2 separate regions of the Mus musculus genome follow, and region 1 is linked to region 2. Evidence: chromatin loops called from intact Hi-C (ENCODE). Cell type or tissue: heart. All regions are shown on one strand. Each heading gives the region's core, and the rest is flanking DNA. Links, peaks and the distances in the headings are about the cores only. Region 1 holds the start of Gm41997 (a long non-coding RNA gene). Region 2 overlaps 4930539M17Rik (RIKEN cDNA 4930539M17 gene).

Evidence for each region. A loop is a pair of places that touch in the nucleus more often than their neighbours do. Peaks named below come from ENCODE experiments on the same cell type or tissue, not always from the same donor. Only the 100,000 strongest peaks of a DNase experiment are listed, where the experiment ranks them.
Region 1: it touches region 2 in a loop (12-fold over the local background); 13 of 42 quality-filtered maps call a loop at or near these places.

The regions. Positions count from the first base shown.
Region 1 is chr3:9,332,157-9,348,633 of GRCm38, reverse strand. Gm41997 (a long non-coding RNA gene) reads left to right here and starts at 4,799. Exons shown (of 3, transcript XR_878675.1): 1 at 4,799-4,890; 2 at 8,037-8,139. RefSeq lists an enhancer at 340-1,879. In heart, for the core only: a CTCF peak has its summit at 8,097; DNase peaks (open chromatin) are centred at 4,843 and 7,673; H3K4me3 peaks cover 972 bases; H3K27ac peaks cover 1,970 bases.
Region 2 is chr3:9,069,773-9,086,249 of GRCm38, reverse strand. It overlaps 4930539M17Rik (RIKEN cDNA 4930539M17 gene), which reads right to left. Exons shown (of 3, transcript NR_040597.1): 3 at 15,174-15,625. Among named protein-coding and RNA genes, the nearest start is that of 4930539M17Rik, 16 kb to the right of the region's middle. In heart, for the core only: a CTCF peak has its summit at 9,362 (motif pointing left); a DNase peak (open chromatin) is centred at 9,349; H3K27me3 peaks cover 352 bases.

The DNA of each region.
Region 1 (16,477 bases), core at 3,791-11,790, 260 kb before region 2:
CCAGACCCTTTTTTCTGTCGACTTTCATGGGCTCAGACCACTGGGATTATACCCTGCAGAGCTGTGTGATCTTGGGAAAATTGTCTTAACTCTTGTGACTCAAATTCCTTGCTGATAAAATAAGAAATTTCTCTGTGTCCTCTTACTCCACCACTTAAGTACACATGTTTAAGCTAGTGATTCCAAACCAAACAAATGATAGCTTTCAGCCTGCTCCAGCACATATCCTCAAACAGCTGAGTCAGAGTGCATCAAGACAAGCAATTAGATTAGATCTTTCGTCAAGAACGTTTTTAAAGTCCAAGTTGTCTTCCTCTTAGGTACAGCCTTACAATTTTCCCAAGCAAGGACCTAAATGCAAATGGCAAAGACTTCGGGAATCTTCCTAAGATTTCTTCCAAAGATTTAGGAATCAGACCTAAACAATCAGCTATGGGATGTGGAAGAGCATCAGAGGTATCAGGGGTTTATCAGTACCCAGCCTGATAGGTTTCCTACAGGACCTGGGAGCAAGACGGGAGCTACTGCTTCCTGGTGATTTCTATTCACATTCACACATCTGCACACATAAGCCACTTTAAACAACAGGCTGTGGGGTCCTTACACAAAGACAAGGCCACCGGCTGTCAGGGCACTACACTGAATTGGGGACACAAACCCCATTTTCCTATGTAAATTGGCCTGGGTGCTCTTAAGACCCCCAACAAAAGGGGTCAGTCCTATAAAATAGGGCCATCTGGCCGGCCCCAGTGACACCTCCAAGGGTGGGCGTGAGAGAGTGGTCTTCAAGGGACCAGGAAGGTAGGTTGCACTGGAGAGTGCAGCTGTCACCTTGGTCCCAGGGTCCCGCCCGCCCGCAGAGGCTGGAGGCGATCAGATTATAGGTGGTCTTAAGCCCCAGGGCCTGGGGCGCCTGAAGGTCTCATGGAAGCCTCACACAGTTGGGCAGGGCGGGGCACGCTTTGTTCCTGGACCCCCGAAAGGGTGCGGCGCCTCAGAGTTGGCTAGAGTCACTGCTCTGTTCCTGGGGCCTCAGGGCAGCTAGCGCCAGGCCAGCAGCCTTGGGCGACTCCATAGCAACAGCGTGGGAGAGCCACAAAACCAGAGCTGGAGGGGAGAAGGCCGGAGGGAAACAGGAGAGGGGGCACGAAGCAGGGAGAGGGGACTAGAAAGGATAGTTTGCTGCAGGAGAGAGAGGGGGAAGGGGTTCGGTGACCGGTGGGAGTTAGCAATGAAGAAAGATAGGGTGAAGTAAATAAGGGACCGGCACTGGGAAAGAAGGAAGGGGAGTAGAGGAAAAACAAAAGATGAAGGAGCAGTCAGAGAGTTGGGAAGGAGTGAAGGGGAGAGAGAGGTAGATCAGCGGGGGAGAGGTGGGGAACGTGGAGACGGGGCGTGGGGTGGGGTGGGAAGAGGGGAGCGGAGTCCGCATAGGAGCTGGGAGGGAGGGTGGCTGGAGAGAGGAACAGGGCGCAGTCAGGGCGGTTCTGCACTGGATCCCTGGCCGCAGCTGCTGTCCGCGGAGAGGGGAGGAGCAGGCAACGGCGCGGTGACGCCAGGGACCCTAGTGGGCTCAAGGCGCCAGGGGGCAAGCCCAGGTTCCTTCCACCACCACCTCCCCCGGGGACAGAGTCTCTGTGCAGCTGCACACGCGCTTCCAGACCCAGGGATCCCCAGACTCATGCAGAGCAATCTCCCTAGGATGAGGACACCCGGTTACCGCCCACAGCAGGCAGAGCGGAGAGGGTGGGCGCTCCCCATCCGGAGGGCCCAGGTCGTTTCCCCGAAATATTTATTTCACCAGAGAATATTTTTCCATTACAAAACTATTAAGCGATGTGGGCTTTTGTTTATGAGTTTATCTCCTACCCCATTCCCCCCAAACATGGGACCTGGTATAGAGAACATATTACTAATGTTAACCTTGGAGTCAGAAAAACGGTTTTCTAATTTTCAGCGTAAATTTTTTAGAAAAAGCCAGTCCTAGAGGTGTCATCGTTTTTAAGTCTGACCTGCTAAGCGCTAGTTTACACACACAGTCCTAAATTAGCGAGACGGGACTGACCCTGCTTTAAGTTTTCTACGAAAACGGACCACGATTACACTCTGACAGCATTTTTGCGCTTACATGCACGGTGGTACTGTATGTGTGATTGTGTGTGGTGGGAGGGGGAGGGAGCAAACAAACTAATTTCGGACACACCGGTATTTCAAAAGAAATCTCACAGATAAGTGCTGTGTGTTTTATTTTAAAACCATCATAAGACATAAAGGAAAAACAAATAAACTTCTGGACGTTCTCAGCTAACATGGCCTATGGGAAAATGAAAATAAACCTAATTGAAAAAACAGCGCTAGCCATAAATAGGATTTGCTTTCAAGCAGAGAACGTGGTTGGAAAAAAAACCAAACCAAAACAAAAAAGCAAACCACCAATCAAATCCGTGCCCTAAAGAACAGGTTCTGTGGATGCAGCCAAGACTTTCGCTTTGCTGTTTGTTCTGAAAATGCAGAAACACAACTCTGGTTTTCAGGTATTACCCCAAAGAGCTTTAGTTTCTCCTGCCAAGTTAGTCACCTACCCCAAGCCGCAGGCAAGCTCCTGTGTGGGTTTGTGGTAGCCCATCTAGTTTCAACATTGTTTTTGACCGAAAAGAAAAGATGAAACACGTAAACGAACTTACAATTCTATTTACAGAACTCTAAACTGCATGTGGGACTCGCAGGCTGAGTCCCAAAGAGTGGATGTGTGACATTTTCTGACAAAAGCCATCTTAAGTAATTTGTGGGCATCAGTTTACAATCCTTTACATTTAGAAGGCAGAAATTGATATTATCCCATTTTGTAAATGAGAAAATTGAAGTTTACAGAGGGTTCAAAGAAAGCCTGTCCAGGTTCACAGATCCACGCAGCACCAAATGGCAGAGGCAGGACAGACCTGACAGAGACCTTTCTGTCACTGGCCAGCCCTGCTGGGCTCCTTGACTACCACTGTGAAGAAAGAAAGAAATGGGGCTTTCTTTGCATTTAGAGGGACACCACATGAAGCCCCAATGGACATACCTACAAGGTAATCGGGTTTCTCCATTCTGCCCAGTTGCTAGATTGGATTAGAAAGACACTGACATCCAGTGAGCTGCGGAGGTGACTCCGTGGGTAAAGGCACCTGCTGTGGGAGAGACCACCTTCTCCAAACTTGTTTTCTGACCCTCTCCCTGCCCATTCACATACACCAGGCACACACACAGTAGTAATAATTAACTTCAAAAGAAAGATATAAACTGAAAAATAACTTTCCTCTTTCTTTTCACTGAGTTAAAGTTAAGTACAAAGTATTGGGTTTCATCTGGGCCTCCTCAGCCTTCCATGTTCGTCACTATACTCTTATTCTCAAGCCTTCCTCTCCACCTTCCCTGGCTGGACAGAGCAAAATGACAGAGACAGAGCTAGAGGTGGCCTGTGTTGCCAACGCTTGGTGGCTGTGGCGGGGCCTCTGATGTCGGAGGCTAGCTTAGGCTACATAGTGAATCCAAGACCACCTTGAGAATTCAGGGAGATCCTCGTTCAGAAACACAAAACAAAGACAAGAGAACATTCCCTACATTTGTTTTACACAATTAAGCAATAAACAACATTTTTGAGTTATCCTGCTTATCCTACCAATATCATAGCATAAATCATTATACAATAGCCCAGACATCAGAAAAACAGCAAGTAGTGACCCACTTGCCTGAACTGACTAAGTATCAATTATTTATGTGGCCTCCCATGGCTACTTGAAGTTGAGTCAATAATTAAAATATATATGTTCTGATTGCTTCTTGACCTTGTGGCTAAATGGAATGTAAAACATACAGTCTGAGTTCAGTCATAAATCAACTTTTAACATTTCAGGGAGAGGAGGATGCAGAAGTGACTCCGTGGTTAAGAACACTTGCTGCTCTTGCAGGAGACCTGCATTCAGTTCAATTCTCAAGACCCATATGGCAGCTCCTAGCTGTCTATAACTCCAGTTACAGAGACTCCATTCCCTTCTTCTAACCTTAGCGTAGCAGGCATGCATGTGATGAGACTACCTACAGCCATGTGGGCAAAGGATACACAAAAAATAAGTGAAATATTGTTGTAATTTGGGAAAGCACACACATATCACACACACATCACATGTGTGCACATCACACATGCACATACACATCACACACATCACAAATACACATTACACATGCATACACACATTACATTACACATACATATCACACATGCACACACACATCACAAATACACTCACATTCACACACATCACACATGCACATACACATCACATACACATCACAAATACATATCACACATGCACACACACATCACAAATATACTCACATTCACACACATCACACGTGTACACACACACACACACACACAGAGGAATAAAGTTAAAAGAACTTATTTTGAGACAGGATCTCACTATGGAGACTAAGCTGGCCTTAGTTAAAGTTCTGGCTCTAACCTTCAATTCTTATTTGTTTTTTAATCTACACATTTAAAATCAAGTAGGCATAAGCTTTTCTCCCTGAACTTGCTCTGGAAACGATGAGACTATACCTAGCCCTAAAATCTTTTGCCTCTACATCTTTCCTTCAGTTCTCTTGACTCAGCTACAGGAAGAACCAAGGTGGCAGGGAGCAACTGAAGGGGAAGGAGGGAGCACAAAGGAAACAGTTAGGGCAGAGCCAGACAAAGGACAAACTTCTCCCTGATTGAAGAAGAGGTTTCTGGGAGCCAATAGACCCCGCCCACAGCACAGGGAGCAAGGACCTGGGAATAGAGCTAAGAAGCAGTCCGTTGGCACTCCCTCTATGCAGGCTAAGAACTGTCTGGGGACAGCCTTTCCGGTGAGTGTGGCTGTTGACTTCACTGAGGCTGGAGGAAGACTCCTGCAGGAGTTAGCAGCCTCAGGAGGCCAGGATTCTGATAGATCCGTTCCACTCCTGCTTCTACAGCCTAAATGGGGAAAAGACATGTTTGTTCTTGGTCAGAGCCACTTTCCCTGCTGCCCTTGAGAGCATGCCCAGTGGGGTAGACTGCTTTGGGGGTGGGGTGGCCAGACAGAGGCTTTCTGGCTGTCTTCTGCTGACTGATGACAGCCTCAGTTTCCAGTCTCCTCTCTCCTAATCTTCTAAAAGGCTTTCCTATTAAGGGACCACACACCCATCAACTTCAGTCCAAAGGTGAATTTTTCTCTTTTACAGAATTCAAAGGGGAAAAAAATACCCTGCAACTATTTTTAACATTTATGAGAGAGAAGAGGTTTTTTTTTTTTTCTTTGCTTAAATATTCTGATATTCCCATCATGGGTAACTGACATTTTCCCAAAACTAAAAGTGAAAATTCCCAGTAGACCTCCAGTCTGAGTAAGATTTATTATAAAATGAATATGAAGAGTGGGGAGGAGAGCAAGACTCTCAGAATTTTTCACAGGATTCCAGTTTTTGTCTCAACAAAGGTTCCTTTTAATTGAACTCACAAACAGCATTCTGCAGTAATATTATGCATGCCTTGTTTTTTCTTTTTATACCCACAGACTGATCTTTAGGTCTGAGGTTTAAAGGAACAAAACTGCATTTCCTTCCCTATCCCCAACAGAAGGGGTTGGATTTAATCAATATAGAATCTGACTTCCAGTAGTCCACAATAACTAGGTGAGCGCCTGGGATAAAGATATCTATGGAAATGTTAATTAATACTGTTCACCACGACACATCTCTCTAAGCCACAGCTGTTTAAATGTGAACCTTTTCCCTCTCCCTCCTTTCCTGCCTTTTTCTCTCTCTGGTTATTTTTGAGAGAAGTCTTCTGTCACACGGGTTAGCCCCAAGCTCCTTATGTAGCCAAGGCTGGCCCCAGACTCCTGCTGCTCCTGCCTGGTTTCCCAAGTACTGAAGCACTGGGAGATAGTTGGACTCACTTGTTTTCTCTCTGCATGCGTATACATGTGTGTAGTTTCATGGGTATGCAGTACACATGCAAGCGTAACTGCATATTTGTACATGTGTGTGCATATGTGTGCATATGTGTATGGAGTCCAGAAGATCACTTTGAGGTTCATCTTCAGAAAGAGCATCCAACTCCTTTGAGATGGAGTCTCTCATTAACCTTAGCCTAGAACTCACCAGTTAGGGTAGACTGGCTGGCCAGTGAATCCAAGGAGTTCTGTGTCCACCTGCACAGTTCTGGGATTATAAGAGCATGTCACCATGGCGACCACTTCTACATGGCCCATTCAAGTGTTGACATTTAGATCCTCATACTGGCAAGGCACGCACTGACCGAGCCACAGCACCCCTGCCTTCTCTCCTCCTTTCTTAGTTCCTTCTTTTCACTGGTTGTTTTTTTTTTGTTGTTGTTGTTGTTTTGTTTTGGTTTTGTTTTTGTTTTGTTGTTGTTGTTGTTTTTTTAGATAGGTTCTTACCCACAGCTCAGGCTGCCTCAGATTCATAGCTTCATGCCTCTACTTCCTGAGTCCTGGGATTACAGGTGTGTGTGTGCCGCTGTGCCTAGATACATTAAAAAAAAAGCTCTAGTTTACGTGTTTGAGTGTTTCGCCTGAACATATGTGTGTGTGCCTGATGCCCTTGGGGTCAGAAGAAAACATTTGGATGGCTTGGAACTGACGTTATGCATGGTTATGGACCACCATGTGAATTGCTGGTAATGTGACCCCAGTTCTCTGGCAGAACAAGTGCTTGTGACTGCTGAGCCTCCAGTGTATTTTCTTAGAGCAATGAATGGTGCCTGGGATGTGGCTCAGCGGCAGAGAGCTTGCCTGCCATTCACAAAGCTCTGAGTCCAGTCTGCAGCACAGTAAATACTTATATAAAGCAGCAGCAGCTTTGGATCTTAGCGGGAGATTTCCATGTTTACAAAATGAGACATGTGACATAACCACAGTAGAAATGGCTTTCTTGAACAGTGATAGTGTCAGGAGAGAAAAGGCAAAATTTAGGTTCAGTGCTACATTTGCAAAGTTGTCTGAGCAGAAACAAGAGCAGGAGGCTGGAGTATAACTACTGGATTTTTCTGGCTGGATAAAAGGAACAGCTAACGTTTTGTTTGGTTGTCTCAGCAAGATTTTCAGCTGGGCTGCTGTGTGAGACGCTGGGTAGTGAGATGCCCATCTCCTGCCATCTTCATGCTGACCCCCAAGAGGGCCACCTACACCCTGTGTCGTCAAACTGTACGCTTTGTTTTGTTGTAATCTACTTGAGAAGATGACCATTGTTTAAGAGTAAGAGAAAGGACTAGAAAAAAAAATCTTAGCCAACCAAATGGTTGAATTTGAAGTAAAGAGTGATGGTACTCTTTCTGATACTATTAACAGCTGATTGGAATTGGTTAACAGCTAATTGAAGAATCGCCATTTAGGGAAATTTTCTGATCTGGGGACCCTTGACCTAGTTCTTTATGGATCAGAGGGCAGGGAAGAGGAGGCCTCCCGAGGAAGTGAGCCAGGGCGGGGCCTCTGCGAGGGGAGGGGCGTGGTTAAAGACCCACAGAAGCCTCCAGCCAGCTGGCCCTCTCTCCTTCCACACTGAGACCATGCTTTATCTTTAGCGATCTCGCCTTCAGCCCAGCGCTGGACAAGACTGTTCCTGCCCATTTTTATACGGTGCTTTGCAATGTTTACCTGGAGATTTATTGTGAGGATACAGGAACACAGGCATGCGCGGTGCTGCCCTGGGCAATACACCGCAACCCCAGCGCAGAAGCCAGGCACAGAGAAGACCCCCTCTCCTCTTCTGAGTCTGCTTTTTGCCGGTTCCTCTCCACGAAGCCGGAAGCTGCTTAACTGTTCACCTGGCAACCCTTCTTTAAATCTCATTTCTAAACATGGAACCCCACCCCTGAAAAACAATAAAATGTACAGTTTAAATACTTTAAAGTGGGAAGTATTTAGATCTCTCTATTTTCACGTGTTTTACTTCTATTTTTTCCAGAAATATTTATTTTATTATTTATTTGTGTGTTTGTATGTGAACAGGCTCGGGGCCAGAGGAGCTTGGCTCTCATAGGGACGGAGTTACAGATGATCGTGAGTTCCATGAGGTGGTGCTGGAAGCTAACTCCTGTCCTTTGGAAGAACAGTAAGCTCTCTTAACCACATGGCCATCTCTTCCAACATTGTTTGTTTATTTGGTTGGTTTGTTGATTGGTTTTTTTAATTTTATTTTTAAAAATATTTTTACATATTTGTTTTCATTTTCTGTGTATGAATGTTTTACCTTGCATGTATGTCTGTGCACCCACGTGGTACACCCTTGATGACCCAAGAAGTCAGAAAAAAACCCAGATCTCCTGACACAGTAATTAAAGACAGTTGTGAGCTGCCATTTGGGTTCTTGGAACCCAACCCAGGACTTCTGCAAAAGCAAAAGGTACCCTTGATCCTCAGCCACCTCTCTGGCCCTACTGGTTTCGTTCTGTTTGTTTTCGACAGAGACTCTAGGAGGATGAATCTGGTCTCCCGACTTGCTGTAAAGCCCAGGCTAGCCTCAACTCAAATCCTCCTGAGTCAACCTCCAGAAGTCTGGGATTACAATAGCCTGGGGAGTTTCCCAGGGGGAGAGAGGCACGCCTGAGGCTTTGGTAGACCTTGTAGGGCTGTCTCCAATGGCTCTCTCAGCTCACCACATCAGTTTTAACTCTGCAGAGCCTTACTTCCAGATTCTCTAGAATACACTCACTTCCTCCCCTTTGTGGTTACTCATGTATCCATGGTGCATTCTCCATGCTCTTCAGCCCTAATCTGATAATCCTTTTCTCATGCTATGAGGTAGGACATTGCTCACCCATGACTCCTTCCTGCCATCTTCTCGCTGCTGCATGAAAGGGCAGGAAGGAAGGAAGGAAGGCGACTTAGCTCAAATGCGATCAAGGATAGTGTATTCTTTTTAAAATAGAAGAGACAATGAGCCCCCTTTCATGATTCTATGAAACATCTGTGGTTTCTCCTATTACTTTAGAGGTTATCTAATCCCCACCGCAACCAGTGATATAAAGTGACTGGCCTGGGGTCACACACAGTCAGAACTCCGTGTCCAGGTTCCGTCATGTCCGTACATCCCCAACCACTCCCCATGCAGTAGGCTGCCTCCCATGGAGGTGCGAGCGGGAAGAAGGCGCTGAAGAAGCGAACATGGTGGGTGGGGTCCTAACCCAGTTTTGATCTCACTCACATGGGGACCTTCCATATAGCATAGTCTGGCATGAGACCATAGAACTGGTGTTTCAAGCAGGCGTGGCTTTGGATGACCTGGGCCTCATGGATAGGCTTGGTCTCAGTCTCAATCCATCTGCATTGAGGAGGCTGGTTTACCAGAAAGTTAAGCTGCTGCCTACCATAAGGTACAATGAGCTTTCCTCTGGTGAGAGAGCTGTACAGCACAGAAATGGGGCCCTCTGAGAAATCACTGAGTAGCATTCTAATGAAAGGAGGAATGGGAACAATGTGGATTTGAACCACTTCTCGGTGGACTCCCTCTGGGCCTCCATCACCACATAAAGTTTTGTTGAAGACCTTTTTATTTTATTTTATTTTATTTTATTTTATTCTTTTTTAAAGTTTATGTATGTGTAGGTCTTTTGCCTGGATGTATGTCTATGCACCACTGTATGGCTGTGACAGAGGAGGGTAGCAGACCACCCACCCCCCTTCCAACACATACGCATTGTAATTATAGATGGTGGTGAGCCACCATGTAGGTGTTGGGAATTGAACCTCAGTCTTCAGAAAGATCATCTAGTGCTCTTAACCACTGAGCAATATGTCCAGTCTCCTGGAAGACTTTTGAGAGAATAGTCTTGTTACCACTACCTAAGGGCCATAAAGTGGTCTCAACCACAGATTGTTATTTATGAAAATTGAACTCAGTTTTACATTTTTAGTACATAGCCAGGTAACTCCCTTCTGTGTCTCATGAAATTCCTCTTTTAAAAAAGTCTTTTAGGGGATGAAGGGATGGCTTAGTAAGAATATTTTTCCAGGGGCTGGAGAGATAGCTCAATGGTTAAGAACATGGACTGCTCTTCCAAAGGACCAGGGTTCAATTCCCAGCCCCACAGGGCAGCTCATAACTGTCTATAACTCCAGTCTCAGCAGACCTGGCACCGGCTCATGCAGGCAGACAAAACACCAGTGCACATAAAATAAAAACAAATAGACTATACATATATACCATATACATAAACACATATGTATGAATACTCTCCCAGAGACTAGAGTTTGGTTGTCAGAATCATATCCTCCATCCACTTACATTCGCATACCCACATAAAAAAACAAACACATACACAAAATTAAAATAAAATAAGATCTTTTCAAAGTCTTCTAATTTCTTCTCATTTACTTAACACATAAAATTGTACATATTTATCTGAAGTAGCACAAGCCTTATTTTTCAAATATTGCTTTTAGTCTTTCTTTTTAAACATGAAATATATTTATTATATAATAAATAATACAGTGATCAAAGACAGAGAACAGTGTTTTAGTTGATAGATAATACAAAAAATGGCATCGAAAGAGACTAGAGTTGAATAGGCGAGTAACTTATTTTAATCCTGAATTGAAGACATATACTCCAGTGCTCAGGACACATACTTCAGAGAGATTAAGTGATAAGGAATCAACCCAAAAAGCATGACGAACAGAAATCCCATCAGAGATATGGGAAGTTAATGAGTATATGGCATAGATTAGGATCTTTAAAAGGAAAAATATCATCATCATTGCTTTACCCCCCACCTGAAGCTCCCACTCCTCTCTTCCCAGTCCCTCCCCCTACCTATCCTATATTCTCCGCACCCCCATCCATTCCTCTTCAGACAAGGGCAGGAATCCTATGGATATCAAACAACATGTTTGCAATAAGACTAGGCACCTCCCCTTGTAATAAGGCTGAACAAGGCAACCAGTAGGAACATAGGGTCACCAAAGCAGGCAAGAGTCAGGGACAGCCCTGGCTCCCACTGTTAGGACTCCCACAAGGAGTCGCAGAACCATCACCTATGTGCAGAGGGCCTGGGTCAGTCCCATGCGGGCTCCCGGCTGGCAGTTCAGTCTCTGTGAGCCCCTAGGAGGTTCATTGACTCTGTGGTTTTCTGTGGTGTCCGTGACCCCTCAGGCTTCTACAAAGTTTCCTCCTCATGTCAGTAGGATTCCACCTGATGTTTGGCTGTGGGTCTCTGCCTCTGTTTCCATCAGTTGCTGGATGAAGTCTCTCTGATGACAATTGGGCTAGACACCTATCTATGAGTATAGCAGAGTATCATTGAGAATCTTCTTTCTTTCTTTCTTTCTTTCTTTCTTTCTTTCTTTCTTTCTTTCTTTCTTTCTTTCTTTTTTTTTTTCTTTTTTTTTTGCCAGTCATGTTTAGCTCTATCTAAGGTCTCTGGGCTCTCGACCTCTGGTTCCTGGCCCTCCAGACAGTGTCAGGGGTAGATTCCCTCTCATGGTGTGGATCTCAAGCTGGACCAGTCATTGGTTGGCCACTCCCACAATTTCTGCACCACCCAGTCTTACTTTCTTAAGGGCTAATGATGAAAAATTTAATTTTAATAAGCCCTAGAACATTTATACAAATCCATGAGGCTAGAGAATTCTTAAAATATTACAAAAGGGAGATTGATATCAAATAGACACCTTTCTGTCCTTAGTAATTCTGTTAGCATAAAGATCGGAAATAATTCTTCCTGTTGGCTGATTTGAAAAGCATCCTATCTGAGGCTCCAGGCCTGAAAGCATTTATGTCTGTGGATGAGAGAGGTAGGTGTGCTGGGGTGTCTCTCTCAGTGTGTAAGTGAGTCATCATGACTGTGCCAAGGGCTCTAAGTGTAACTGTCACATGTCGCTATAAAGGAAGATCTGTGTGTCACCAAATCAAAAAACCAACAAACGAAAAAACAACATTTTTTTTTAAAAAAAGAGAAAATTCTTATTTACTTTCTCATGAAGGACTTGTTCAGAGGGAACCCTAAGGCATGAAAAGGGTATTATTTCTAGACACTGTTTCCAAAAATGGAGTAGGCTAAACCATTCTATGTGGCTTATGAGTAAACATTTTATTTGAATAATTATGCATCTATTTTTATCATTCTCTCTTCCCCTCTCCCTTTAACCTTCACAACCTCAGTACTGCAGTCTGCCTGTCTGGTTTTATACACAGCATCTATCTGCTTCCTCCTGTTGGACCAGCCTAGGCCTCGAAGGTCAATGTCTCTAAGAACTCTCTGCCTTCTGCAACTCACAGTACACAGGGCAGGCAAAAGCTCTCTCTGCAGAGCTTCCCACAAAACAAAGCCTTTCCCAGTAGACAAAAAACAAAGGTGACAGCAAAAAACTTACTTTCTGGGTTTTTTTTTAATGTTTATTTATTTTTATTATATATTTTCTTCATTTACATTTCAAATGCTATCCCCGTTCCTAGTTTCCTCTCAGAAAATCCCCTATACTCTCCCCCTTGCTCCCCAACCCACCCACTCCAGCTTAGTCCTTATTACTTTGTAACAAACTGCAGCTTCCAATGACAACCACTTTCATTTGCTTTCTAGCTTCAGTGGATTGATGGCTCAATTAGACATTCAGAGTTGTGTCCTGTGGTAGCTTTGAAAAGGTGGCTGGAGCCGAGGCATCAGTTAGCTCCCCAGAAGGCTGGAGGCTGAGCCTTGTCCTCTACACGGGAAACCTCAGCTCTCTGTAGGGTAGAATACGCATCCCATAGAGTCAGAGATAGTGCTCTTGACCACTAGTCTGTGGTCTCCTGGTCACTGAACAGTTCCAGCATGGGTCCCTAGGCAAGGGAAGAAGAAATAAGTCCGCCTCTGAGGAGTGGAGATGCTAGCCAGCTAAAACTGCCCAGACATCTTTAATCTACCACAGCTCCTTAAACAAGAGAGTTCTTTTTAGTTTTCTAGGCACAACAAACACTGGGAGTTCAGGTTCAATTACCCTGGGAATAAACTTCAATTCCTTGGGTAGAGAAAGTGTGAGGTTTCCCCAGCGCAGTCCAATACAGAGGCTGAGCTCTGCTTCAAACAGACTAAGGTTGTTAGGGTATGTAAACACCATCGCACAGAAACTTCTCTGGCCTTTCCAAAGGACACTCTGAAGCCTGGTTCACCTCCAGGTACCTCGCTTTTCACGCTCCAATTCTACAGAAACCAGAGGCTGACTCTAAAAGATTTACTCTCCTTCTGGCAATTTCCATGAACCGTCTGAGGGACTGGGGTCAAGACAGGATCAGGTTCAAAGGGTTGTTTCTTCCTCTTTGCAAGATTTAGAAGAAATGGAACTGTGAAGAGAAGAGTGAAAGTACTTAATTACCAATTTATAACCAACTATTATCAACTTAGTGGAAGATACAGATTTACCATTCACTTTCTGCGGGGGTGGGTGGGGTGGGTGGGGTGGTGGGGTGGGTGGGGTGGGTGGGGGTGTGTTCTATCCATGGCTTTTCAGCGCCATTAACATTCACCATGAATATGCAATTCGTAGCTCTGTGGTATGCTGGGGAATCCTTAGCGCCACAGGGAAATCTCCACAGCTCAGCTGTAGCTGCACAGCGGGGCTCTTTAATGGAAGCTTTCTCGAAGTAACGGTGAACCTGAAGCAGTGACTGATCCTACGGTAACCATCCCCCAGCATTTGACAATATCGATTTTATATATGACTTCAAACATATTAGTTTCCAATTTCTCTAATCTCAGAAAAGTCTTAGCCAAGTGTGTGAAAAAGTAATGCGCTCTGGAGTGGAGTCCTTTTGTCCGTTTTTCTGGCTCCTGCAGAGGAACGCAGCCTCAGGTTAGTTAGTCCCTGGGAAATAGCTTTCTAGGTTCATTTTAGGGCAGCTCTTTGGGGCGGAAAGTCTTCCAGACTTTGATACTCCTGGAGGAGATATGCAAATGTCTGTCCCTTAGTTCCGGTTCCAGGGGAACTGCCTGCAGTGACACCCCCCCCCCAGCTCTGGTATCTTCCCTCCCACCACCCCCCCACCACTACCCCCACCACCCCACCACCCCCCGCTGTGCAGCTGGGCACTGGGGACTTTGAAAACCTCTACAGCAGAATTGGGAGCTCTGCCCACAGTCGGTAGAGACAACATAAGGGTCCTGGCATTTGTGTGAAATTGAAGCCACATTTGAACCACGCCTCGGACGCTGGCAGACTGTGACGTCATCCAGCCTCGCACCCGGAGAGGTCAAGGTCAGGGAGGGCTGAGGTTGTCACTGTTTAACGCGAATCGCTTAGCACCTCACGTTCTGAGAACCTGCTCTCGGGGGCACCCGGGCATGCACGCAGGGCAGCAACACGATGCTCACAGCCCATCTCAAGTAAGCAACTGTAAGTTTCCAAGCAGCTCCGGGGGATCTTCTGACATCTAATACACACCAAGCAGTTTCAGAAAGCCAAGCGACAAAGGAGCAAATCATAAGACAGTTCTGAGCTTTTCCTCAAATCCGGCTAAGAAAAGAATATGAGAACTAAGCTAAGATGAACGTTTAACTTAGAAGTATAGCAAGAACAGAAGTAGTCAGAATCCTGTCTACACAGAGAAAAAGCCGATCTTGATTCTCTTTTTAAAGATTTATTTATTTTTATGTATGTGAGTACACTGTAGCTCTACAGATGGTTGTGAGCCTTCATGTTGTTGGAAATTGAATTTTAGGACCTCTGTTCACTCCGGTCAACCCCACTTGCTCCTGTCAACTCTGCTCAATCGGTCCCTGCTTCCGACGGCCCAAAGATTTATTTGTTATTATACATAAGTACACTGTAGCTGACTTCAGACGCACCAGAAGAGGGCGTCAGATCTCGTTACGGGTGGTTGTTGGGATTTGAACTCAGGACCTTCAGAAGAGCAGTCAGTCAGTGCTCTTACCCGCTGAGCCATCTGGCCAGCCCCATTCTTAATTCTCTTATGCCATACTTTTTTTTTTTTAGATTTGGTTTTTTTTTTTTTTTTATAATATCACCATTTGAGAAATCAGTATAATTTATTGGAAATGTGCCAGGAAAGGGCTGGACAATGATCAAATGAAATTAGTTAAATGAACTGAATGGTGTTAGTATTTTAATCATAATTTATTGAATTCTTTCTTTCTTCTTTCTCTTTTATTTATATATTATTTTTTATTTATTATTATACATTAGTACACTGTAGCTGTCTTCAGATGCACCAGAAGAGAGTGTCAGATCTCATTATGGATGGTTGTGAGCCACCATGTGGTTGCTGGGATTTGAACTCAGGACCTTTGGAAGAGCAGTCAGTGCTCTTAACCGCTGAGCCATCTCACCAGCCCTTGGTTTTGGTTTTTTTTCGAGACAGGGTTTCTCTGTGTAGCCCTGGCTGTCCTGGAACTCACTTTGTAGACCAGGCTGGCCTCGAACTCAGAAATCTGCCTGTCTCTGCCTCCCAAGTGCTGGGATTAAAGGCGTGCACCAACAATGCCCGGCATGCTAAACAGTTTTATTTGGCATACAAGAATTTAAAACCATCCCCAAGGGGATAGGAACTCCACAGAAAGACCAATAGAATCAACTAACCTGGACCCTTGGGGGTCTCAGAGTCTGAACCACCAATCAAAGAACTGGACCTGGCCTAGGCTGGCCCTAGGCCTCCCTGCACATATATAGCAGATGTGCAGCTTGGTCTTCATGAGGGTCTGGAACAACTGGAGCGGGAGGGGGGGCTGCCCCAAAGCTGTTGCCTATATGTGGGATATGTTCTTCTAGCTGGGCTGCCTTGTCTGGCCTCAATGGGAGAGGAAGCCCCTAGCCTTGCAGAGACTTAAGTGCCAGGGTGGGGGGATATACATGGGGTCCTACTCACTCAGAGGAGAAAGGGGAAGGGGACAGGATTGTGGGAGCGGGTAACTGGGAGGGGGCAGTGAGTGGAATGTAAAGAGAATAAGTAAATAATAAACAAATAAACCAAAAAAGAGAGAGAGAATTTTAAAAACAAACAAACAAACAACACATCAACACCAAAAATATAAAAGTCACGTATTTTTTTAATTTCATTTTTTATTAGGTATTTTCTTCATTTACATTTCCAATGCTATCCCCAAAGTCCCCCATACCCTCCCCCCTCCACTCCCCTACCCACTCACTCCCACTTCTTGGCCCTGTTATACTGAGGCATATAAAGTTTGCAAGACCAATGGACCTCTCTTTCCAATGATGGCCGACTAGGCTCTCTTCTGATACATATGCAGCTAGAGACACGAGCTCTGGGTGGGTGGGTGGGTGGGTGGGTGGTTGCAGACCCCTTTAGCCTCTTGGGTATTTTCTCTAGCTCCTCCATTGGGGGCTCTGTGATTTGTCCAATAGCTGACTGTGAGCATCCACTTCTGTGTTTGTCAGGCCCCAAAAGTCACGTGTTTTAACTTTTGTATGTGATTATCTGTGAGACAGTATGCTGTTTC
Region 2 (16,477 bases), core at 5,319-13,318:
GTGCGAGTGTGTGTGAGTGTACAAGTGAGTATGTGCATGTGTGTGTATGTGTGTGTGCGCTCACCTGCATGGAGGTTTGCATGCGTGTGTGTGTGTGTGTGTGTGTGTGTGTGTGTGTGCACCTGCATGGAGATTTGCATGAACCTGTGTGTGCATGAACCTCTGTGTGTGTGTGTGTGTGTGTATGAACCTGAGTGTGTGCCTGCATGGAGGTATGCATGTACCTGTTTGTGTGTGTGTGAATGAACCTCTGTCTGTGTGTGTGTGTGTGTGTGTGTGTGTGTGTGTGTGTGTGTGTGTGTGCCTGCATGGAGGTATGCATGTACCTGTTTGTGTGTGTGTGAATGAACCTCTGTGTGTGTGTGTGTGTGTGTGTGTGTGTGTGTGTGTGTGCCTGCATGGAGGTGTGCATGCACCTGCACACAGATGAGAACTCACAGGGCTGGGAATGTGAGGCTCTTCCTCAGTGGCTTCCCCCTGTGTTCTGAGACAGGATCTGTTTCTGAGCTCAGAACACATCAGTTCCTGCTCGTCTGGCTGTCCGGCTTACAAGGAGATTCTTGCGTCTCCTGAGTGCTGAGTGCAGAGTGCTGGGGTTTGAGCTCTGGTCCTTATGCTTTCACAGTAAGCACTGTGTCCACTGAGCCGTGTCTCTGGCTCATCAGACATGATCTTAAAGCCCCCTTCCAGCCAAAAGTTCTGTGATGTATTTTATTTCCTTTTGAAATTATGTAGTTCATTGGCCTCAATTCTATATTCTTCCTTGTGTAGACTACTGAGTATTGGGCAGACAAGTGTGGTATGTGCCACCATGCCTCACTTTCTGGCTCATGTTTTAAGCAATACAGGCAACATCTCTGCCACTGGCCCTTAAGTATTAATCCTATTGCAAACATAACAATGAAAAAGAAACCCACTTACCTGGTGGTCACTAGCTAGAATTTACAGACGTACCCAACAGCAAACAAATAGAGTTTTGCTGTATTTCCAGGGCTGGCCTGACACATTTAATAGATAGCCCAGGCTGATCTGGAACTTGCAGTTTTTTGGCCTTGGCCTTCTAAAGGCTAGGATTCTAAGGGATTCCACCACGTGTCTCTTCAGGAGGAGTTTGCTTGTCTGTTTGGGACAAGGTCTCTCGTAGCCTGGGCTAGTCTTGAACTTAGCATGTAGTCACGTGAGGGTGATGAGGGACTTCTGGTACTCTTGCTTCTGTCTCCTAAGACTTGGGATTGTGTGCACTACCTCTCCCAGGTTTTTAGAGACATTCTTCCAGATCATTGGGTGGGAAGATCTCTTAAAGCTCAACACTGACAAGATCGAGGAGAAGCACAATATATAGACTAAATATTTGCACTATACCATGTCCCTATAGTCTTAGCTTCTTGGGAGGCTGAAATAGGGGGATCTTTTGGCCCTGGGGGTTCAGGGACAGTCAGTAACACAAGGCCAGTCTGAATAAAGTCCCTAGTGCAGTCAAAGGAGAAAGGCCCGGTAAGGCCAGCATGGGTTTCTAAGCCAAATTTGGTTGCGCGTGCTGCAGACTAGGTTAGCATCAGCCGTTCCGACAGTGGCCTGGCAGTCACAGGCACTCTCTTCTCAAGGATGCATGCATATCCTGACTCACACATGGCTCCCTTATTTATTTTTATTTTGTGTGTCCTGTGTCTTCACATGTCAGCTCCAAGAGAGCAGGGCCTGGCTTGGTGTGCTCTACTCCCAATGCACAGGGCCCAACACCTCACCTGTGACAAGCTGCGGCGGATCAGGGATTGGCTGTTGAATGACTAAATGACTGCATCTCAGAGGCCACATCTGCTGAATGGTGATCCTGCTGATGGAACTGAGGGGCTGTGACATCAGGCCCTTGACATTCACAGTCTCCTGTGAGAGACCTGACTGCCTCACAACCTCAGAATAAGTCCCACTTCTGTAGATAAGACAACATGGAAACTTAGGGGTCAGTGCTGAGAACCACGGGGCTAACAATGAGCAGAGCTGGAATTTACGTTTCGTTTCTGCATATCTATAGTCTGGAAGCACTCACAAGCTTGTCAGAATCCTCTCTAACACAGATGCAAAGAACAGGACTTTACTCCCTAGTGCCAATTTAGATATGCCAGCAGATCCAAGACCATTGCCTATTGGCAACTATCCCCCTCCCTCTTCCCCCTCCTCCTTCCCCTCCCCTCCCACTCTCCTTTTCTCTTTTCTTTTCTCTTTCCTCTTTTTTCTTTTCTCTTCTCTTCTCTTCTTTTCTTTTTCTTTTCTTTCTTTCTTTTTTTTTTTTTTTGAGACAGGGTCTCACTATGTGGCCCTAGCTGGCCTAGAACTAGCTGTATAGACCAGGCTGGCCTCTGTATCACAGAGATCTACCTGCCTTTGCCTCTCTAGTGATGAGATTAAAGATGTGCACTACCACCCAGGGCTATTTATTGGATTTTTGTGGTAGGGTCCCATATGATTTAGGTGGGCCTGAAACTCACTGTGTAGTTGATGACTCCCTGCCTCCACCTTGTAAGCGCGCTACAGAGCTGGGGACAGGGTCTCTCTGACGTAGCTTAGGCTAGACTTAAATCCTAGGGCCTCCTTCCTCACCTCAGCCTCCGGAGTGCTGGGATCTCGGGTTCATGCTTGCCTAACAGAATACAAATATCGTTATACTGTACTGCACAGGAGATCACAACCAGCAAAACGTTTGCATGTGCTCAATATAGAAGCCATTTTCCAACTAACCCACTCCACCTGTGTCTGGCTAAACTGGAGATATGGAGTGCCCACGAACCTGCTGCCAGCACGACCTCCAGACATTAGCTAGTCCTTGCAGGACAGTGGTGTTCGTTCCCATAAATGGGGCTATAAGACTGGGTGGTGCTGGCGTACACCTGTGAACTCATCACTTGGGAGACAGAGACAGAAAGATCTCTGTGAGTTTAAAGCCACCTTGGTCTACAGAGCAAGTTCCAGGACAGCAGAGCTACATGAAGAAGCTCTGTCTCGGAAAAACCAAAGCAAAACGAGGTGTGAGACATCCCTCATGAATGGGATAGATTGAAGATTGCTGCCTGGGGATGCCGGCTCACTCCTGTACTTCCATCGCTGGGAAGCCTGTTTTATTTTGTTTTGTTTTTTAGAGACAGGGTTTCTCTGTATAGCCTTGGCTGTCCTGGAACTCACTTTGTGTAGACCAGACTGGCCTTGAACTCAGAAATCCGCCTGCCTCTGCCTCCCAAGTGCTGGGATTAAAGGCGTGCGCCACCACGCCCGGCTTCATCGCTGGAAAGTCTGAAGCAGCAGGGTCCACATACAACCTGGGCTACAGAGTAAGCCCAGGCTTACCCAGAATACATAGCAAAATGCCATTTCAAAAATAAGATAACTTAACAAGACTAGAATAATATTACTGCCGTGAACATAAAAGGCTTCCTCTTTCATGTTACAAAATGGTGGGGGAAGATAAAAATGGCACAGAAGATTTCAACAAAACTTTCTCAGTTTGTTTGAGTTTTGCTTAGAATGCAAGAAGGAAGGAACTCTGAGTTGTTGGGGTTTGTTGTTGTTGTTGTTGTTGTTTCGTGACTTTAAAAAACATTTTTTTTTAAAATGGAGTTTCTCTTTTTAGTCCTGGCTGTCCTGAAACTCACTCTGTAGACCAGGCTGGCTTCTCAAACTCGACAGTTTTTCCTGCCTCTGCCTCCCAAGTGCCACACCCAGTTGCGTATTTGAGAGCCATTAACCCGAAAGACCGGAGAGGAAGTCGTCCCCGCCCCCCGCCCCCCCCCCCCCCCCACTTCTCCCGCTCTGCAGCAGAACTGCTCTGTGAGCCTGCTCTCTTTCTGCTTGTAAATCCACTTTATCTGCTGACTTGGAGCCACAGGACAGGGAAATGGCGTCTAAAAGTGACTTGGAATTCTGGGGACATTCTTGGCTGAGACACCCAATCACAGGATCAGCCAGCCCCGGGCCAGATTGTGAAAGAAGCTACGTGTCTCAGGGCGCCTCCATTCCTGAACCCCCACCTGCCCTTTCAACATCTGCTTCCGCCCCAGGCACCAACAGTCACGAGATTCCTAAAGTCACCTTTCCCAGCACACTGAAGTCAGGCTTACAAAGGTAAGAGACTTGCCAAAAGTGGGCTCAGCCCTGCTTTGAAAGTCTTTATGGAATAGTCAGAGAGAGACAGGGAATTACTGAGACGCCAGAGAGGGTGTCTCTAAAATGCCTTCAAAGGAAAGGCCATGCCAGACGTGGTTGTGTTTGCCTGTTATCCCAGCACCTGGGGCACAGGAGAATCAGGAGCCCAGGTCAGTCTCAGCTACATAGCTACTCTGAGGTCAGCCTACGCTACATGAGACCCTGCCAGAGCAATACAGAGGGATGGAGAAAGAACGGAAGGGACGGGAAAAGGAAAGAGAGAAGACCAGGGGACATTTTCAGTGTCTCAGCACCTCTGTATGACACAACTAGCCTCCATCTTCTTCAAAATCAAGTACTCCAACTGGGTGCTTTGCAGGCACCATACACAAATGTATGGAAGGAACAAAGGACAGGCAGGGTGAGACTCACTGAGAATGGACCCATGAAGAAACAGACAAAGTTCCTCCCTCTCCTTTTCTCCATTTCTGCTTACATGATGGACGTGGGAGAGAGACGAGGGTGTCTAGGAGAACCCGTCAAGTTTTATATTACACTACATTGTAGTTTATATTATAAAGGGTCAATAAATATTTTTTAAATAAACAGAAAGCAGGTAAATGAATCAGGAACTCATAACAGCCATTGCAACTTGAGGTGGATGCAGCCTTAGGATGCCCACTGAGCAGAGATGCTGAAGGAGCCTCCGCGGGTCACGGGAAGGGGACCGAGGCAGCTGGGCATTCCAAGTCAGGACCCCCAAGCTCTAGGGATGGCATCAGGTGGTTTTTTGTCAGTTTGCATTTACTGTTCTTTCCCTGGTGTTGACTGTATTTTATTTATTTCTATTTGGTAATTTACTTACCTTTGAAGTGTCCTATCCACTGCCACCTCTTCCAGGATATTTTATGTCTTAAGTAGGTGGGCCACTGCTACTCCTGTTACACTCCCACAATGTTCAATCCCGACCTTACTAGAAGCCCTTAGTACTGTCCCTTGACGTCGGGCAGCGCTTAGGATGTAACCACCACGTGCCTGCTGCACGCTAGGCAAGTGCTCTGCCGCTAAGCTGCATCCCTATTCTCCATCCAAGAGAGCTGTCTTTACCCCTAGGAGTAGCAAATTGTAATAGGTTAAATGCCTGGGTCTCAGGCCATCAGCTAAGTTTAGAAGGCTCACTATGAGGGGTGCAGTTTCCTTGTTCCTTCATCGTCTCCTTCAAAATAAGATTTTAAATTGTAGTGACAGTAGATTTCTTTTTTAAGGCGGAATCCCCATGTGTAGCCCTGGCTGACCTGGTACTCATTATGTAGACCAAGATGGCCTCAAGTTTATAGTGAGCCTCGGGCCTTTGCTCCCATGATGCGGAGCTTATGGGTGTGCACCATAATGACCGACCCAACTCCCAACATCCTGATCATCCTACGGGAAGGGGCATCTTGCTCGAGTGTAGTCAACAAATATTTCTCAGTCAGGAAAGGAATGAGTTGGCCACCAACAGTTCAGGTGCTTGCATGGAAACTATTTTGGATCAGGGCCCCCCCTGAGCTGCCTAGATCTCACCTCAGGGGAGGCTGCTTCTCGACTTGACCTCATCTGAACCAAAAAATGCTGGGGAAAGGGCTGCGTTCACCGTTTGGCTGCCATCTCTCCACCTTGGGGCACTCTTAAAGTAAATGGTTTGCACCAGCTAGAGAGGACTCAGAGTAAGAAGGAGATGATGGAATGGCGTCCGGAGTACCTGGGGACAAAGGCCAAGGGGCAGCCAAGCTGTAACGCTGCCATCCTACCCTCTGTATTCCGACGATCTCTGGGTCTCCTTCCCAAACCCATGCTGAGTTAGCCCCGATGCCAATTCTCCAGGCAGGGCTAAAAAGGGATGCAGTTTCCTTGCTCTTTCTGAAAAGGCCGAGAGGGTAGATTTTAGCCAAGGTCTCTGGGGTGAAAACTGAGGCTGCGTGCTGTTGCCTGACCTGGAAGGAGAGGAAGGAAGGGTGGTCTGAGAATGACCAGAAAGGAGGATTAGTTGGCTTCAGGGAAGGCTCTATCTGAGAGGGCTCAGCCCATACTTGGTAGGCAACCCCAAGATTCCTCCCAACTGAATTTACTGAATCTATGGGAGGAAATTGCTTTGTTTCTAAAAGCTAGAGGTGCTATTTTCTTCCAAATCATTCACAGAATGGAAATACATAGCCTCCGATTTGTGTTATGTGTATGGGGGGGGGGGGGGTGGATAAATGGAGAGGGAGGAGGGAAGAGGGGGAGAGGGAAATCTGACACAGGATAGAGATACTTAGCTTAGGTTAGCCTTAAACTCTCAGTGATCCTCCTGCCTCAGCCCCCGCAGCCCCAGCACAGGAGCATGCCCAGCATAGCCCACCTGCTGCCGTGCTGAGAAACCACAGCTGCAGTATAGAGGGGCAGACGGGCAGGGAACTGCCGAAGCTTGTAGAAAAGCCATGACCCTGTCAGCCTGCCACTGTGACCCCACGGGCAGAGAGGTCTCCAAAGCAGACTCATCACACTTGAACCAAGACCTAGACATTTCAGTAGGTTCTGCTCTGTTTCTCCTCTGGGGGACAGCTGGGGGGCAGAATTTCTTCTGATGGGATTATCTGTATTATGTAAACTAAAAAGCAACTTGGTCTGCTTCGTAAAGGAATGGAAAGACTCTCTGGAAAATTCCATTTCTATGGCGTCTCTGTACCCCCTCCCCTGATAAGATCTCAGCTGGGGTGGAGGCAGGTAGGGAGTAGGAAGGACGTCACCCCACCCCACCCTCCTAACAAAAGACCTCAACTCATTTTGTCCCTATGTGATTCTTAGTTATCTGTTATATGCCACGCCCTGATAAAGGCCATGCATGACCCCCTCTGGTCCTCCACTCAATGACACTCCAGAGATTCCGCTCAGGGGTCAACCTGATGCATCAGGTTTATGGCTCAGCCCTATCACTCCTTTTCATCTCTGTGGGTCTGTGGTATGTTATCTTGAAGGTTTTCGATCAGAGAGCAGGGAGTCAGGGGAGGGTGGGGAGGGAGGAAAGAAGGCCGAGAATGAGGGGACAGTGTGGGGTGGGGGCTAGGGCAGAGGGGGCATCTGCCAGGAACATGTCCTCAACAAAGATGGTCTCTTTCCTCCAAGAGCCAGGTGCTGCTCCATGGGGGTGATAACAAAAAGCCAGTTTCATAAAGGTGTGTGCTTAACACTGTCCCACCAGGCATCTCCGTCTTCACTTATTACCCTGCCCTGCTCAGACAGCCTGGACGGTTAGACCCCAGAGGCTTTGACTTGTGCTCCATACAGTGTTCCATAAAGCAGCACCTTTAAACTTGCACACTCCCAGGCATGTGGGCCGGCAAGGTAAACGGTCCCCATGTCATCCTCCGTCCAGGTGGCATAGCTGTCCACACGGAGCCTAAGCCATAGCTCCCTTCTTCAAGAAGTCAGATGGCTGAGGAAAGTAATATAGTTTGTACCTTAGGACCCTTCTTATTCTGCCAAGTACCAGGCCAGGAAGAGCCAAACCTGCCCAGGAACCTCTAGAATGGGCAGTTGTTGGGGTCTCTTGGTTTTGTTTGTTTGGTTGGTTTGGTTTTGGTTTTTTGTTTTTTACCAATACAGAGCATGGTTTGTAAAGGAGCAGCCTCCTTCATCCCCCTGAGGGAAGGCAGGCTGGATGGGACTCAACAGACCCCTGGGGGCCAGGAGCAGTACCACAGTGCGGCTAGGTGTTTATTGGAGGTTACACAAGTCCCTAACACCCACGGGCTTTCCATGCACACCTTTGGCTTGGGCTGAATCCCAATCATAAAAATATAACAATTAAAAATAGAAAAACAAATACAGCTAATACCACTCTTCTAAAAATACAAGCAGATCTTTTGGTGTTCTCTCTCTCTCTCTCTCCCCACCCCCACCCCTGTGTATGTGTGTGTGTGTGTGTGCGCGCGCGCGCGCGCACACACACGCACACACGCACACATACTCCTGTGATTGCTTCACTTACAATGTGGAGAACAGCACTGCCCAACTCAAGGGGCTGGACCAGCAAACAACTCCCTTGTTAAATGGACAGATAAGCAAAGGAAAGGAACCCAGGTATTTGACCACTGAACTACACTCCTTTGTCCTTACTGTAATTTTTTAATCAAAGATTTGTTCTGTTTTCTGAGTTAGTCTCTTGTGAGCTGACATTTGAAATCCTCCCAGCCTCTTCCTCTTCATTGCTGAAATAGGTGTGGTCCACCACAGCTGGCTATATTAAAAGAATTTTGAGGGCATAATGATAACAGGCACCTAGGCAGCTGAGGCAGGATGATCACCACAAGTCTGAGGTTAGCATGTTTTAGGCCACCAAGGGACTACATAGTGAGACACTGTCTACACACACACACACACACACACACACACACACACACACGAGACAGCCCTCTGTAAGGGTGCTTACTGCTATTCTTCCAGGAGACCTGAAATTGGTTCCCAGCATCCACACTGGATGCTGACAGCAGCCTGTAATTCTACTTCCAGGGATTCCATCCTCTGGCACCCACACACCCGTTGTATACAGTCACACATACACATAAAGTAAAATCTAAAAATAAAATTAAAAAAGACAAGGTTTTTTTTGACACAGTTTTAAAAAAAAGATTCTAACATGTCTCTTACAGAGTCAAGCAGGACCTAGCAATGTATTAGATAGTGTGTATTTATTTAATAAACTCTGTTGCCATAGTCTAGAAGCTAGAATGTATCTAGTCCTTGAAGCACGTGTGGGTTGCTTTCTTGCCTCCCCATTTTACAGAAGACGACTTAGGATGCTGAGATGTGAAGAAGCTCTGCCAATGAACCCACGTTTCAGAACATGGCTCCCACCCTGTGCCCAACCCATCTTCTTCCCTTTGCTAAGAAATATGGTGACCCATGGTCAAAGCTTGGAGAAGTATTGCGTGAATGGAGTTTCAAATGACAATCAAAGTTAGACTTCAAAATACATAAACTAGCATTCCTTCCCTCACCTGATTATTTTAGGAGAAGCGTCAAGACATCTTCCACAAATTCAATGGAGTAGAGCATTGGTTAAAGTGCTAACAGAGGTAAGAAATGGATGCTGTGCATGGAAAGGGGAAGGCAGGCTGTCAGGCAGCCAGCGTGGTCACACTGCCTCCAGTGACTTACCTGGAATACGGATGGTGTTCTGGCAGAGAGTGCCCCCTACTGAGCAACTGTCAGAACTGCTCCAGAACTGGGCCTTGGACCCAAAGCTAAGTTCTCATCCATACCCTCTGGTGGTAGTCCCTCAGGATGCCTTCTTGGAGAGTAGTGAAGAATCTAGGAAAGATCTTAGCTACAACAGGACCCAGGTGAATGGCACAGCCTGGTCCAACTTACTTCCATAAAACCCTCTGTTGCTGAGCCTATGTCACATGCCTCACATAGGCATCCATTTCATCTTTATTCATCCGGTAAGACTTTACTGACCCATTTCTCCATGCAGGCGTGCCCCTGGACAATGGAAGAAATGACCCGACCAAAGGCAGTCATCCAGGCTCCTGCTCCTAGGAGGAGGAGAAGGAGGAACACTTACAGAAAGTAAACAAGTATTTGAAGGATTTCAGACAGTGATAAATGCTAGGAAGAAAGCCCAGGGGGAAACGGGACATCATTTGAAGCTATCAACGACCTGGGAAGAGAGTCCACTTCCCCTCTGCAGACTCCAAGAAGAGTCGGGCCTGGAGTCGGTTGATGTCAACTGCAGCTGTGAGTGGTCAGTCAGCTGGTTTGTTTTTCTTTTTTGTTTTGGTTTTTCAAGACAGAATTTCTCTGTAGCCCTGGCTGTCCTGGAACTCACTCTGTAGACCAGGCTGGCCTCGAACTCAGAAATCCACCTGTCTCTGCCTCCCAAGTGCTGGGATTAAAGGCGTGCGCCACCACTGCCCGGCCAGTCAGCTACGGATGGGATGGAACTGGGTGAATGAGTGGGTCCTGACTATGAAACCCAGGGCTTCACGCACACAAAGCAAGTGTTCTTCTACCGAGCTGCATTCCGAAGCCACTAGTAAGGATTTGGTTTTCTTCCTTTCTGATCCGAAGCCTATCTCTTGCCGCTACCTGACGCTGCCCAGGAGGCCAGAGGGGCAGTGCTCACACAGACACAAACATATACACACATAACTAAAAATAATAAAACAAATCCTCAACAGACAAAGGCTAGTACTGAAAAATGCGTAATTGTGGAGCTTGGTCCCCACCACCGATAGATACATTAATGACACACTCGAGCATGTAAGTATCTCTACATACACACACACACACACACACACACACACACACATATGAAAAATAAAAACAGGGATGCATTTGAAAGACACCGACCTGTGGGGTTGAGGGGAGGAAGGGAAAGGAGACACTGATTACAGTAAGTAACTCTAACTTAAGGAGACTACCATTAGTATACCATAGCATAAGTATTATAATTCTGATTAATTTTTAAAAATTAAATATTTTGAAATCATTATAGAAGGAAAACCTCTTATGTTTTAAGAGTTGTTTTCTCCAACTGGTAAGAAAGACACATGCTCCACTATGTTCATAGCAGCCTTATTTATAATAGCCAGAAGCTGGAAAGAACCCAGATGCCCCTCAACAGTGGAATGGATACAGAAAATGTGGTACATCTACACAATGGAGTACTACTCAGCTATTAAAAAGAATGAATTTATGAAATTCCTAGGCAAATGGATGGACCTGGAGGGCATCATCCTGAGTGAGGTAACCCAATCACAAAAGAACTCAAATAATATGTACTCACTGATAAGTGGATATTAGCCCAGAAACTTAGAATACCCAAGATATAAGATACAATTTATGAAACACATGAAACTCAAGAACGAAGACCAACGTGTGGACACTTTGCCCCTTCTTAGAATTGGGAACAAAACACCCATGGAAGGAGTTACAGAGACAAAGTTTGGAGCTGAGACAAAAGGATGGACCATCTAGAGACTGTCATATCCAGGGATCCATCCCATAATCAACCTCTAAACACTGACACCATTGCATACACTAGCAAGATTTTGCTGACAGGACACTGATATAGCTGTCTCTTGTGAGACTATGCCAGGGCCTAGCAAACACAGAAGTGGATGCTCACAGTCAGCTATTGGATGGGTCACACGGCCCCCAATGGAGGAGCTAGAGAAAGTACCCAAGGAGCTAAAGGGTTCTGCAGCCCTATAGGTGGAACAACAATATGAACTAACCAGTACCCCGGAGCTCTTGTCTCTAGCTACATATGTATCAAAAGATGGCCTAGTTGGCCATCAGTGGAAAGAGAGGCCCATTGGTCATGCAAACTTTATATGCCTCAGTACAGGGGAACGCCAGGGCCAAGAAGTGGGAGTGGGTGGGTAGGGGAGTGGGGGGGAGTAATGAGGGACTTTTGGGATAACATTGGAAATGTAAATGAAGAAAATACCTAATTAAAAAATAAAAAAAAAAGAGTTGTTTTCAGCTGGGTGTGGTGGTGGCGCACTCCTTTAATCCCAGCACTTGGGAGGCAGAGGCAGGCGGATTTCTGCGTTCGAGGCCAGCCTGGTCTACGAAGTGAGTTCCAGGACAGACACGGCTATACAGAGAAACCCTGTCTTGAGAGAGAGAAAAAAAAAACGAGTTGTTTTCAATATCCAAATGTTTATAGCAATGCATAGCCAAGTAGGAATTTACAGATTCTGGTTGTTGGTCCTCACTGTCTTGCTTGTCTGAGATGGGGTCTCATGTCCCAGGCTGACCTGAAACTGCATATGCATCTGACTTCCATCTCCCAAGTTGCTAGGGCTGTGTGTACAACCATACATGGTTTGTTTAATCTAAGGATCAAAGCTGGGGTTCCATGTGTACTAGGCAAGCATTCTGCTCAAACTCCACCCTCTGCCAAGGTCCTGGATCCCTCAGAGGTCTTGTAGGAATAAAAACAAGCAAAGGTCCAGCACCAGGGCTTTGACTCATTTTGTAAGTTCAAGGAAAAAACATTTTTAATTTTTTTTTCTTTTTTGTTTTTGTTTTTGTTTTTGTTTTTTTTCGAGACAGGGTTTCTCTGTATAGCCCTGGCTGTCCTGGAACTCACTTTGTAGACCAGGCTGGCCTCGAACTCAGAAATCTGCCTGCTTCTGCCTCCCAAGTGCTGGGATTAAAGGCATGAGCCACCACTGCCTGACATTTTTAAAGTGTTTATACTTTATTATTTTTGTCTGTTTATTGGAGAACACAGTTGTTGCCATGGCATGTGTGTGGTGGTCAAGGACAGCCTGCAGAAGTGGGTCCTCTCCTTCCACCATCTAGAGGTCGGGGCTAGACCTCAGGTCAGGGTTGACAGCAAGCACCCTGTCTCCCAGAGCCATGACTACCTGCACTTGAGATTTATGCTCATTTGTTACATAGACCTCATATTAGGGGCATTTCCAGGAAGATGGGAGGAGGACCTGGGAGAGCAGGAGATGCAGGAAAAAGCTGGCCTTTGTGTTTGGAAAGACGTTGTCCAAGGCAGGGCACTTACATCTTCTGAGCCCCACCCCCACCCCATGGGATTCCAACAGCCTGTGCCACCAAAAGCCACCCAGTGTGGGAAAGAACAATGAGTGTTTCTTCACCAGGTTGTGGGATGCTACTAAGCAGAATGGCTGCAACTACTCAACTTCAGCTTCATGTCCAAGGATTTCCAGTAGTTTTTTGTTTTTGTTTTTGTTTGGTTTTTTTTTTTTTTTGTTTTTTTAACAGATCTTGCCTGAGTTTATTTGTAAGAACAGCATAGGACACTGGTCATCTGCAAATAGTGTGTGGGGAAGTGTGTCACAGCAGTCCGTCTGTCCTCACACTGGCAGGAGCCTTTTCTATGGGGCCTTCACAGGGGCCTGGGCACCTTTGGGGGCCTGAGCACCTTTGGGAGCCTGGGCTGGAGCTGAAGCCTGGGCCCTGCCTTGGTTTGGACCTTAGGCTTCGGTTGGCAGAGCCTCTGACCCTTGGCCGTGTAGCTTCGAATCCGCTTCCCAAGCTTGGGGTGAGCGATGAAAGCCAGCCGGTTGAATTTGGGGCCTTTTGGCATCTTGGGCCTGATGGCCTGAGGCTTCACCAGGGCCTTGATAGCCTCTGCGCGCGCACTCACTGCCTTTGCCTTGCTGGCCTGCATCTTCTTCAGGCCTTTCTTGTTGTGCTTCTCCGCAAAGCGCATGTTCCTCGGGAACTTGGGGTCAACCCCCTTAAGAGATTCGTATCTTTGCGACCGGGTTTTCTTGATGCCATTTCTGTGCCATTTGTGGGACTGGTTGTGTGTGGTGTGGTTCTTGGACTTGGCCGTGTCTGCACGGTAACCCGCGGCTCCTGCAGCGCCTGAGACCGGAAGCTCCAGTAGTTTTCAACAAGCACGGATGACTGCACATACACTTGCAGCTGGAAGGGACTCAGAGGAGTTGCTCGATTCGACAAGGCCAGTTGCCAGCCACCTTAAAAAGTTGGCTCTTGCTAAAAGAAAAAAACAGAAAAGAAAAGCTGGGTGTGGTGGTACACACCTTTAATCCCAGCACTCAAGAGGCAGAGGCAAGAGGATGTTTGTGAGTTCGAGGCCAGCCTGGTCTACAAAGTGAGTCTGGACAGCCAAGGCTTTGTTATACAGAAAAACCCTGTCTCCAAAAAACCCAAACAAAACAAAACAAACAAGCTGGCTCTTAAGACAATTTAGTGAAAGAAAGTCTTCTTTCATTCATGATGCTGCAGAAGTGGCTCCTGGCCCAGGGCACACCCCACTACTACCCTTTGCGGCCCGCCAGCTGCCCACCTGCTATCTCCATAGAATGCTTTCCTCCTTCAAGATCTTATTTAATGTGCTCATATTGAATTTTAAAATGACTACAAGACATTTGAAGAAATAGCTTACGAGAAACCATATAATATCTAGAGCACACTCTGTGGTGGGTTTCAAACGCCTGACTAGTGCTGGTAGGGCAGCAGCTCGCTGTTAGGCTGCCCTGTATCATGCAGGATTGTCTGCTTGTGTCACAGCGTTAGCCTGGAGGAAGCAGATCCAGGAAACAGAACACAGACAGACACAGCTAAGACAGACAGACAGCTAAGACAGCTGCAGCCCCGTCAAGGGATGCTGGATAAGGTCTGTCCTGTGCAAGAGTTCTATGTCTCGTGCTGGACTTCCCTTCTCCAGGCTCTAAATCTCCAACTCCCAAGCTGAGAGTGCCGCACCGTTTAGTTTTGCTTGAGGCGGGTCTCGATTTGTAGCCTACCTTGGCTTCAAAGTCAGGTCAGCGGGTTTGTGTTGCGTCTAATCAGTATAGTATGAGATGCATCAGCACTGGACCCCGAATGCCTGACACAGACATTCTCGTAAGGCTCTCCGAGTGTTCTACCACAGCCAGAGTGTTTCCCAGTGATGATGGCTTTTGGTTCTTTCTCTGTCATTTTATCTCCGTGCTCCTCCATGCAGACTTTGACTGACACAGGAGCGATGCTGAGGGGCTTCCCCCAAGTCAGTTCATACATCCAGCCAGAATTTAGGGGAGAACATTTCTGAGCATAAACAGCATCAGGCCAGCCTCAGCTCAGAAGTTGGTGGTAAGTAGGGCCACGTAACCAACATCAACAAGGAAGCAGCTTGAGGAGTGCTGGGATGCGAGTCAGGCTGTGTGGGATTGAAAATAGAGGGAACCACTGGAGGAAGAAAACCTTGCAGGCATGTCAAGTTTGGGGGTCGAGGAAGCAAGCAATGGATTTCATCTTGGGGTGTGAGGAGTGAGGAGGAGGGGCTGGGGTAATGGGCTAGCTTCAGCACACCAGCCCAGCAACTGCTTGCCCTATCCCCTTTATTATGAATCTGATTTCTTTCATGAGCCAATCTGGTAGTGAAGGCCTGCAATCCCAGCTACTCAGTCAGGCAAGAGGATTGCAAGCCCCAGGCCAGCTTGAGAAACTAGGCTAGAGATGTAGCTCAGTGGTGGAACATTCCTGCCAAATACAACTACTGCATAAAAAATGTTTTAATTACTATATATTCGTAAGATAAAGTCTTAATGCATTTCTCACTTGCAATCTTAGTACACACACATTCACATGTACATGCACGAATACAAGTGCACACCCACCTCTTACTGTTGATTCTGTACTAGTAGCTGATGATGTTGTTCAGTAATAGAACACATTCCTAGCAGAGGAGAGACCCTGGTTTCTGTCCACAGCATCACAAAAAGGAAGTATGACAATATACTGTGCCTTACTGTCACTAGAAACATGATGCTGACATAGGGAACGCTGTCATGCCTGGTCCCTCTTCTGAAGCCTCCATATATCCAAGTCCCCATGAGCTTCCGGCTAGACACCCATGTTTGCAAGATGGCTTTCAAAATCATCTTTCTATCCCAGGAATATGTTTGCATATATCTGAGTTGCCAGGCTGATCCGCTCTGTGTAGCAGCATGGATTTAGGGAAATTCTGAAACATTGGAAAAAGTAGACCTGCAATAAAATAGGCATATATTTAATCAGCTCTTAACTAGAGATGCCAAAATACAATAGTCTGTGAGACTTCATTGTTCAAATCCCAACGTGGAAAGCTGCATGTTGCGAGCCATGCACAAGTGGTGAAAAGCTGCATGTTGCGAGCCATGTACAAGTGGTGAAAAGCTGCAGATTGCAAGCCATGCACAAGTGGTGAAAAGCTGCAGATTGCGAGCCATGCACAAGTGGTGAAAAGCTGCAGATTGCGAGCCATGCACAAGTGGTGAAAAGCTGCATGTTGCGAGCCATGCACAAGTGGTGAAAAGCTGCATGTTGCGAGCCATGCACAAGTGGTGAAAAGCTGCATGTTGCGAGCCATGCACAAGTGGTGAAAAGCTGCATGTTGCGAGCCATGCACAAGTGGTGAAAAGCTGCATGTTGCGAGCCATGCACAAGTGGTGAAAAGCTGCATGTTGCGAGCCATGCACAAGTGGTGAAAAGCTGCATGTTGCGAGCCATGCACAAGTGGTGAAAAGCTGCATGTTGCGAGCCATGCACAAGTGGTGAAAAGCTGCATGTTGCGAGCCATGCACAAGTGGTGGAAAGCTGCAGATTGCGAGCCATGCACAAGTGGTGGTTCTGCATAATTCTCTTCTCACGCATGCCCGTAGCTCCCACCTGCCCAGACAGCACCATCTGAATTTCTATAGAAAAGACATATTTTAAAACTCTGGTCCTTCCTTTTGCATTTCACTGTGCTCTAAAAAACTATATTTCCCTGAAAGGGTGTTAATTTCAGCTCAGGCGATAGCTGTCCCCAGCATGGACGCATGGGGACACTTACGGG